Linked DNA regions of Homo sapiens: region 2 is linked to region 1. The links are chromatin loops, found by intact Hi-C in ENCODE. Cell type or tissue: heart right ventricle. All regions are shown on one strand.

The links. A loop is a pair of places that touch in the nucleus more often than their neighbours do. Peaks named below come from ENCODE experiments on the same cell type or tissue, not always from the same donor. Only the 100,000 strongest peaks of a DNase experiment are listed, where the experiment ranks them.
Region 2: a loop joins it to region 1, with 2.2 times the contacts of the local background. A loop is called at or near these places in 7 of 110 quality-filtered maps.

The regions. Positions count from the first base shown.
Region 1 is chr14:95,311,879-95,316,878 of GRCh38, reverse strand. The region is part of intron 1 of CLMN (calmin); the gene reads left to right. Among named protein-coding and RNA genes, the nearest start is that of CLMN, 5.5 kb to the left of the region's middle. RefSeq lists a silencer at 1,961-2,020. In heart right ventricle, no CTCF peak of the experiment used is centred here; a DNase peak (open chromatin) is centred at 2,858; H3K4me3 peaks cover 36 bases; H3K27ac peaks cover 2,194 bases.
Region 2 is chr14:95,406,281-95,411,280 of GRCh38, reverse strand. It overlaps SYNE3 (spectrin repeat containing nuclear envelope family member 3), which reads left to right. Exons shown (of 18, transcript NM_152592.6): 18 at 1-4,015. Among named protein-coding and RNA genes, the nearest start is that of LINC02292, 79 kb to the right of the region's middle. In heart right ventricle, no CTCF peak of the experiment used is centred here; DNase peaks (open chromatin) are centred at 1,171 and 2,414; H3K27ac peaks cover 3,512 bases.

The DNA of each region.
Region 1 (5,000 bases):
GCAGCTGCTGTCAGGGTCAGGCATTCCTGATTCTTTTCAGAAAGCTTTGACTCTCTTGGGGCCCTGGGATGGGGTGATCCTGGGGTCATTAATGAGGGGTAGCCCTGAGCTTACAACCTCTGGGATATTGCATTTCAGGGAAGAATAGTTTAATAATAGAGCTATATCTTTGTATCTTTCCATATATCCATAAGTTTAAGTTGACTTAGAAGTATCTTGGCCTCTGCTCACTTGCTCATCCAAGGCTTTTATCTCTCACGCTGAACTGTAGGATTCTGAAATCCATGCAATGTGATTGTGATGTCATAGGTCATCCCCCAAAAAACATTGGAATGAAGATTTCTCGACCTGTCTTTGGAGGTCCGGGTGAGCTGGGCAGAGTGATGGCCCCTCCCAAGAGGCCTGCCACTCACCTTCCTGTGTCTGATACTTGAGCAGATGCAGTGTTCATGGATATGTTCACATGCATAGCTCAAAAAGACGTTCGTCAAGGAGGAGCCCTCTGGCAGAGCATGGGCATGTCCCTCTGGGCAGACTGCCTGTGCCACCCTCACAGGGTCCCTTGCAAGGAAACAGGGGTGGTCCAAGCTGTTGACCTTTTTGGAGAAGAGAAGATGGAATTGCAGGATGCTGGCAGCTTCTGCCAGGTGGTCCCTGCTTCCTTGGAGCCATGTGGGAAGGCAGGGACATATTTTCTAGAACTGATGTTAGAGGTGGTGTGTTAATAGGTCTGCGCCTTAGTTCCGTACCTGGCTGGGGGCTCTGGTGTCCTTCGAAAGACAGGCTAGTCTGGCTGCCCCCTCTCCCTCTTTGTCTGAGCCTCAGGGTCCAGCTCAGTGTTCCACCAGTTCTGGGGGTCACTGTACTGTTGGACAAAAAGGGGTGTCAGGCCAGGATTTAAAGAAGGCTCCATTCATGTGGGAAGCCTCCACCACCCAAAAAACCCACAACCCTTCTCTGAGCAGTTTAGCACATGTGTGTCGAGCACGTAGCATCTTGCAGACATTGGAGAATGAAAGCTGGTTCTAGTCTCTGCCTTTCAGGAGCGTGAAACTGTCATGGGCACCCAGCCAGACTGTAGCTTGAATTTTCTGATTCTAGCGGTGCAGAGGTCAGTTCTGCTTTGGGCCATCCCCTGTCATTCTGGTGCTTTTGGCGTTTGATGCTGTAATTCTGGACCTGGACTTTGAAGGCCAAGCAGAAACTTGACTGCGTAGGTTCTGGGTTGCACAGTGCAGAAGGGAGAGAAATGATTGGAATCCCCTCAAGGCAGGCTCAGAGGCAGGGCAGGGCCTGCGTTTTCCGAAGGATCAGCCCCGGCCCATGTGGCCCACTTTCTCCTTTTGTTCCACTGGCTCAGGCCCAGGTGCAGGTGTCCCTCATGCGAACTTGGACTCCGCAGTCACTGACTTCTTTACGGCTTTCCACCCACCACCCAGCCACTCGAGCATGTTGTTGCTAAAGCCACCAGTAGGTTTTGTGACCTACAGCAGAGCTTCCCAACCCATGAGCTAAGGGCAGCAGAGTGGGGGCCTGGGCAGCTCTTTGGCCCATCCCAGGACAAATGGTATCATGGTCCCATGTGACCACGAGAAAAAGGCTGGGTTGCACTGGCTTACAGGATGAAGTCCAAGCCCCTTGACCTGTTGTGCGAGGTCACCTGTGGCCTGGCTCAGGATGCCACACCAACCTTCTCTCCCATAACTCCCCAACAATTCCTGCCCCCACAGCCCACCCCTCCAGTTCCTTATCGCTCCATCTTTACCTCCCTATCTCTAGACCTTCCTTTCACACAGCAGTGGAGCACACAGCAGTGGGATGGGATGCTGCCATGGTCACCGTTATCCAGCAGCCAGAGAAGGGATGGAGCCAAGGAGGGACCGTTCCTGTTCCCACCTCCGCCAGCTCTTAGAGGGCACAGCAAGTGCACTGAAGGTTTCTATATAAAAACCCAAAGAAAACCAAATGCACAGGTTTCATGTCAAGGAACTGCCTGCCAGGGCACTACCCCTGGGGCTGTGTGCCTGGTTCTAAGGGATGAATCATCATGTAGAAAGTTTCTTTCTGACTGTGGCTGGGGTCAGGCCACGGGCTTTGAGTTCACTCCTGATTACAACAGGCAAAAGGCCGTGTTCTAGTGCCAGCTCCATCCCTATCTCATGGTGTGGATTTTTCTTGAGGGGCCTTTCCAGGTGGAGCATTGTGCGGCTGCGGAAGCCACAACCAAGACCCAAAGGCTGAAGGCCTGAGCCAGGGTCCTGGCTTTGTTGCAAACTCGCTGTGAGATTCTGAAAAATCTCTCTCCCTTGTGGTTCCTTAGTTTCCTCATTTGCAAAATGAGAGGGTTGGATTATCTGGGGCTCAAATCCACCCCTGGGAAGGTGGTCAAGGAGTGGTGGGCCTGGGCAGGTGCCCACCTAAAGCCGTCTGCCTTCCAGCCCGGCATGCATGAGTGGATGGCTGGTGTGTGACTCTGGGCTCTACTAAGCACTGCTGGCTGCATCCTAGATTCTTTTCACTGTGGAGTGCTGGAGATTCACTTCCACCAAGTGTCCTGGGTAGAAAATGTTGCATTTCATAAGCTTTGCTATACAAGTACACGTGGTAAATGATGTACATTCTTGGCTTGTCCTTGGCTGTCAAGTTGAAGGTACCTAGGGAGGTATAGTGGCCAGCCCGCCATCAGGGCAAACAAGGGGCTCTGGACTCCACCCAGGCATGTTTGTACCAAGGAACGAGAGTGTTCAGGGGCCAGGTAAAACAGAAGCCCATCTCACAAATGGCTTTGCAGCAGGGAGAGGGAAGCCCTCAGTCCAGTTGGCAGCAGACCTAGGAAGAAGTTTCGCCACAGAATCACGTGTCAGCAGCCACGACTTTGCATCAGAGCAGCCCAGAGCTGCCTGCTGGCCCTATAGCCTCATGAGAGAGGCGGGATGTCTCACCAGATCTGCAGCTCTAGGGAAGCAACCCTTTGCCCAAGAGGCCCAGATTTCATAAACTGCCCTCCCTGACCTGTGGAACACTCTGGCATTTAATTTTTCACTGAAATAGCTGAGGCTCTGGACAAAGTCCCTCTGCCCGACAAGCCATAGATCACATCTGCCCTATGTCTGAGAAGAAGAGAGAAAAATAAAGTAATTGTCTTTTTTGTGATTGAACCATTAAAAGTGAACTCCCTGTTCCCATAGAAACCTTTTTATAAATTTTTTTTCTTTCCCCATGCCTTTTTTTTTTTTTTGTTTAAACAGTGGTAGATTGCGTTAGTCACAGAAGGAATTAGAGGCAGCATCAGAAATCATAAGTGCAGCATCAAAAAATGGACTTTTTCTTCCTTACCAGGTCTTCTTTTCCTACTTTCTTTCTATCGGAGTAGGGATTTGCAAACTACGGCCCACAGGCCAAATCTGGCCTGCTGCCTCTTTTTGTGTATAAAGTTTTATTGGCACATAGACACACCCATTTATTTGCATATTGCCTATAGCTGCTTTTGCAGGACAAGGGCACAGCTGAGTAGTTGAGGCAAAGAAGTACCCACAAAACCAAAAATATGTATCATCCAGCCCAGTGTAGAAAAAGAGGAAGACAGAAATGGAGAAAAGTGTTAGTAAAATGCTCTCAGCAAAAGAAAAGTGGTGTGTGTATGTGTGTTTTTAATTTTTATTTTATTTTTTTGAGACAGAGTTTCATTCTTGTCACCAAGGCTGGAGTGCAATGGTGTGATCTTGACTCACTGCAACCTCTGCCTCCTGGGTTCAAGCAATTCTCCTGCTTTAGCCTCTCGAGTAGCTGGGATTACAGGCATGCGCCACCATGCCCAGCTAATTTTTATATTTTTAGTAGAGACAGGCTTTCACCATGTTGGCCAGGCTGGTCTCGAACTCCTGACCTCAGGTGATCCACCTGCCTTGGCCTCCCAAAGTACTGGGATTACAGGTGTGAGCCACTGCACCTGGCCGTGTATGTGTATTTTTAGTGTGTATCTCTCTGTGTGTGTATGTCTGTCAGTGATGTTTTTGCTAAAGTCAGCTGCTCTGCCTTGGAACAGCAGCCCAGGATGAAAGCCGTCAAGATGCCCCCACATCCCAGAACTAAGGTGTTATCTTGGAACCCCTGCCACGTGCCTCCCACACTTGCCTGGTCATTGTTATCCCACGTCTGATTCTATCCAGAAGAAAGCCCCAACATCTGTGGACAAGGAATCACTCTTCTTTCCAGCAGCAGTATGTGAATATAGGGGCCTGGAAGGCTGGAATCAGGTTCGTGGGGTGAGGCCGGCCAGCCTCCCTACGGAGTAGGAAATGGGTCCTTGTCAGCAAGTATCAGGCTGCTATGCAGAATACAGCAATCTGGAGGACTTCCTGTAGAAAGTTAGGAACTGTATTTTCTGAACCCAGACCCAGGGCACGTGACAAGTAGAAGGTGCTTCTCGTGATGACAGCAGGGAATGCTTGTTGTATGTGTGGCAGCCCAGCCTTCTTCTCCAAAGGGTGCCAGACTGCCTGGGGTACGTTTTAAATCTGCTTTAGAAATGGGCTTACCCACTTGAAGCCTGGTCCTTTGGTCAAATAACAGTTGTCCAGTCCCCCTGAAATTCTGGGAGCTCGGGATGGAGGGGTGGGTGAATGGGACATGCTAGGAGTTCTCAGTACAGAGAGGATAGGGTTATGGTGAGGTTGAGATCAGCGTGTAGGAACTGTGGGTGCTCACCGTGGGTCCTGCAGGAGTGTAGGGTGGGGAGGGAGGCCCAGTCCAGTCTTGAGGGGGACATTTGCACAGCTAGACTGCCCTGTAGGTTTCTCTGTGAGTTTGGTGGAGAACACGGTGGCGGCAACAGGCCTGAGCTGAGAGTGTACAGACCAGGGCTCTGGTCACGGGGCTGGCACCACTTGGCCATAGAAACCCGGGGAGGCTTCCCGACAGAGGGCAGGAGAGTGGGACTCAAGGGGAAGGAAGAGGCCCGCATGAGTCACAGATTGTCTACCCAGGAGGCCAGAGAATGT
Region 2 (5,000 bases), 94 kb before region 1:
TTTTTCCTTCATCTAGTAATTGGGTGAGACAAACTAGCCCCAGAAAGCAGACAATGGGATGAACTGCCAAGTAGGACTTTTAGGGGAGGCAAAATGGATTAGGAAATGCTAAGTTCTCTGTTGAAGGAGGATACCTGGATTCTTCAGGCTGTCAGAGTTGGAGGGCTTCCATAGACTGTCTTGTTCCAACTTTGTACCCATTTTACAGGTTAGGACTCTGAGACCTCAGCAGTTCTTGTTTGGCCAGTGAGCTCAGGGAGTTAGTTCCAGGAGTGGGGGTCGGTCTCTGCACCCACTGGATGACAGCTTGATACTGCTCAGCACTAGACAGGGTTGAGTTGGAACTCTGCTGCTGATGGGCTGTGTGACATTGGTCCAGTTCCTTACCACCTCCCCCCACCTATTGGTAAGGAGGGAAGTCAGCCCTGGAGCGTTCAGTGCTCCCTGAAATATTAGGTATCCTAGGATTGTGCGCGTGGGCTCGCATCTGGAAGAGAAATCCCTAGATTCAGCCACGAGTAACAGAATCCCTCCTCCCCCGACCAACTTTGGCTTAAACCAGTCAGAGACTTTACTTTTCTCTCCTCCTGAGAAGTCTAGATATAGGCGGTTGCTGGCATCGTCTCCTCAGGTTATGGATGTCAGAGCCAAGGCTTTGCAACTGTCCTTCCTTTATATCACAGTCACTTCATGGCCCAGGATGCTTGCTGTACCTCCAATTTTTCATCTGGGTTCCAGGTAGGAAGAAGGGGAGTGAACTAGACGAATCTGCCCTCCTCATTAGCAGCTTTCCCAGAAGCTCCACCAGCCACTTCCGTTCTCATCTCATTGGCCAGGACTGTGTCACATGTTTTCCCCCACATCTGCAAGGAGTCTGGGAACATGTGCCCCAAAAAGATGGGGGCTCTTCTAGTAAGAATGAAGGGTAGGGTGGCTTGGAGTGGCACTTCGCTGTCTCTGCTACAATTGGAGGAGAAAACCAGAGTTTGTCCTGACCCTCCATGCCTTGGCTGTATGCTCCTTGTGTGGAACTCGAAGGCATCATCCTTGCAGTGTGAGAGTGACCTGCCACCACGGCCTGCCACCTCCTCTCAGGGGACCCTGAGTCCTTCAGGTCTACCCAAAGGCATTGTAGACATTCTTCCTGCAAGGCTTGGGAACCGACAAATAGATCTGCCCAGCTTGCCAGAGTTTTTGTGCAGGAACAGCCCCTCCCGTCTTTGTCCTGGCGGTGAGCACCCAGGGCTAAGCTTTTGAACACTTTCTTTGTGTTTGGATTCAGCCCAGGCAATGCATATTTGCTTTCATTTCTTCTTGAGCTTGAGGAGCTCCTGGGTGCAAATCTTGGAAAATGAGGATCTCTGAGCCTTTCCAGGCCAGCTCTTTGTTTTGTAGCAGACAATTGAGGCTTTGAAAAGGAAAGTGGGTGGGGGCACCCCACAGGTGGCCCTCATCACCCAATTGCCAGTGCCTGCAGGCTGCTTCAGCAGAGGCCCAGAGTCAAAGAGGACTTAAAACCAGCTGTCGTTTCTCCCTTAGCTTCTGTGTATGAGAGAAACGACTTCTGTTTTTCAAAGTAAGAACAAGGAGGAATTTGTTTCTAAAAGAACATTAAAACACAGGCTCGTGGTCTAAAAGCAAATGGTTCAGCAGGATGTTCAGGGCCTTAAAGCACAGTCAGCAGGACTCAGCATCTCCCAGCACCTGCTCTCCGGTTGTCATGGTAACATCATCCCCAACCCAACCACCTTGTCCAGCCGAGAGACAGCAATCATAAGGAGGGACCTCGGTTTCCCCCGAGGATCCTGGGCTTCCTTTCTGAAACGCTTGCTTCTGAGCTCAGCAACCAGGAACACCAGGCCAGCCCATCCCCAGCACCTCTGTGGAGATGAGGGACAAAGTCCTACAGTCCCTCTTCCTGTTCTGATGAGAAAGGGAGGGAAGAAAACATACCCCGAGCGCCTGCAATATGGTCATGACACTTTCAAAAAGCCTGTGCTATGGAGTCATGATCAGAAACCAGAGTGTGGAGAGGGTCAGCAGCCTGCCTCAGAGCAGCCAGCTAGGCGGGGAGTGGTAAATTTGGGACTTGTACCCAGGCATGACTGGCTCCGAGCCCAGTGCTCCACTCTATGGAATGTTCCCTGGGCCTCAGTTGCTTTCCTTTCCTTTGCAGGCCGCGGGCTGCTGCCACTCTGGCAGCTGGTGAGTTAGCTGGAGGGCAACATTCCAAAGCAGGGGCAGCATGCTGCTTTCCTCCTGTGCCCACTCCTGCGGGGAAGTCCGTTGACTCCCACCGCTGAAGGGAGCTGGCAACACCAGGATGAGGTCCCAGGGGACGGGAGCAGGTACCCACTGTCTGTCTACCTTCCCACTGGAAAAGCACGGACAGGCCAGCCCTTGCGGGGGCAGGCAGAGGACAGAGTTGGCTTTGCGCGGTCTCTGCCTGCTGAGCAGTTCCAATTCCTCTCATGGGAGAAACAAGGAGGCAGTCGCTTGTGCATGTTCCAGAAGTTTTACTGGGGAGGAGGAAGCGGACAGAGGAAGCTGTGTGTGCATGTGAAGGGGTGGGCAGGGTGGGAGGGATGCACGCGTATGTGAGCATAGCATGTGTGAGTACTACACACATCTCCATGCAGAAGCACAACTGGGCAGCCCTGGCTTCCAGCTCTGGGCTTCAGCACAACAGACACCAGCCTGTGGTCTCTCAGAAGCCAGGGAGACCACATCGGGCTCAGGACGTTTTACCCAAAGTCCAGAGTTTTTATGCCTCTCCCTGGCATTCTCCATAAAGAAGGGAAGGTCAGATGACCCCTTAGATCTGTGTCATCTGGGAATTTCCTTGGGCTGGTTTAGACACGATGCCCTCTTTTTCTCAGGATAGCAGATAACCTGCTTTGAAAGAGGGCTTAATTCTGTGGGTCCTAAATTTTCTCCTTTCTCTCTCTCTTTCTGTGTGTGTGTGTTGGGAAAATGGCAAGTTTCCAATACCAGCTTTGGAGGAACGATTACGTTTTCCCTCCAATTTCAAGTCCGAAAGACCAGAGCCCTCATTCCAAAGCCCCCCACCCAGATGGATTTTTTCGTTTCATTTGTCATCCGTCCCATGGGAGGGCCCCATGTCTCCTCAGAACCCATCCTGGAGGCAGCAGGTCGGGTAGAGTGAGTTTGGCCTGCTCATGACCTCCACCCCTGAGATTGTGAACAAGGATGTCTGGGGCGATGCTGAGAATGTTTTTGAAGCTGCTCCCAGATGACGCTGATGATCACACCAGATTGAGTGCTGCGATCGCCTTGAGTCCAACCTCTGCATAAACGAGGTTCTCATAAACAAGTTCACTCTACCCTAAGCTAAGTCTATGTGAGCAAACCCACTTCATCCTTTGTACCTGGAGACCTGGTTACACTAACCTGATACTGACCTGTTCATGTAGCTGGAATGGTGTGTTTCATGCAGTGTGGACCAAGCAATGGCATGGGGTGTGTGTGTGTGTGTGTGTGTGTCTGTGTGTGTGTGTTTGTGTATGCGTTCACACTTGTGTGTGTATATGTGCATGTAGATGCTGCATAAATGATTTTTGATGTCAAAGACAAACACATTCCATTGTTTTAAATATTCTATTATGTAAACAATACGCAGAGGGACCATATCTACTCTTGTCATATTATTTGTGATGGTAAAACATGCATTTGCAATAAATTAAGCTTTCTGGGAAGGCAAGCAGTATTGGAGCCAAACGACTGTCTCGGAACATGTGTGTGTTATCTCGGTTCATATCAAGTCCAAAGCTAATGGAGCCTTCCCCGCCATCCAGGGAGGAACACCAGGACCCCGGAGTTTCTTCTTAGTGCTATATTTTAAAGTTGCATTGACGTTTTCCTCCCCTTCCTTTTGTGCAAGTTGGAAGTAGCAGTGTTCTAAAAGATGGTTTGACGTTTTTGCTGTTGTTTTATGTTTTTAAAAATGTATCTGCTTTGTGTTTGGAAATAAAAATCTCTATTTTGGTCTATGAAATACTGTGTGGTTTGGAAATTCGTTTTCTGAAGTAAAGGAGTTTGTCCAAGAGGTTATGAGAAGAAAGATGACATGTGGCTAAGGCTGACATTGTAAAATTCTGACTTCCAGTTCAACCTCTTTCATGCAGAGGTTGAACTCAGGGCGACAGCAACACTCAATCTCATGTGGATATCAGCCTCATCTGGGAGCATCTTCAAACACATTCTCAGCATCTCTCCAGACCTCCTCGTTCACAGTCTCAGGGGTGGGGGTCATGGGCAGGCCAAGTGGATACTGAGAATTCCAAAATGCACTCTGGGTGCATTTGGTAGAGAAACAGCACCCCCAGTAGATCCAGGCACTAGCCCAGATAGAGGTAAAAGGACGCCTTTCCAACCATTTCACTCCCAACCCCAGGGATCAAAGCCCCACCAGGACAGTTTATTTCACAAAGAATTCTTGGGTTTGGCTATCTGGTTTCGTAACTCACAGTGCACTGGAAGCTGCAGAGGAGAAGGGGAGGACACTGCGAGATGCAGGAGAAGCCAGAGACACCATCCTGACTTTTGAGGGCAGGTCTAAGAAACCGGCAAGTAAACCCAGGAGCTGCCACAGGCTAACAAAAGCTCCTAACAAGGACCTTGGTTTGCCAAGAAAAGGAAAATGTATGTCAGAATCTTCTGCTTACCAAGGAACAGAAGTGTACCCTTCAATTCAGAACACTGTCATTAGAAGGATTTAAAATAAAATGGTTTTGCCTCTAGTATAATTTGTTCTCCCAAGTGAGAACTTTTAAAAAATTTGCTATTATTTTAATAATGTGTGTAATACGTTTCCTAAGTTTTTTCCATCTCTGTGATCTTAAACCCTTCTCACCCTTTGGGAGGTGAGGCGGGATAGGGGGTGGGGGGACTTGAGTGAGAAGCATTATATCTGTAGCCCCTCACTCCTTACATGACTGGTAAAGGAAGAGACAAAGTTTTAGTCTCCATATGAATCCAAG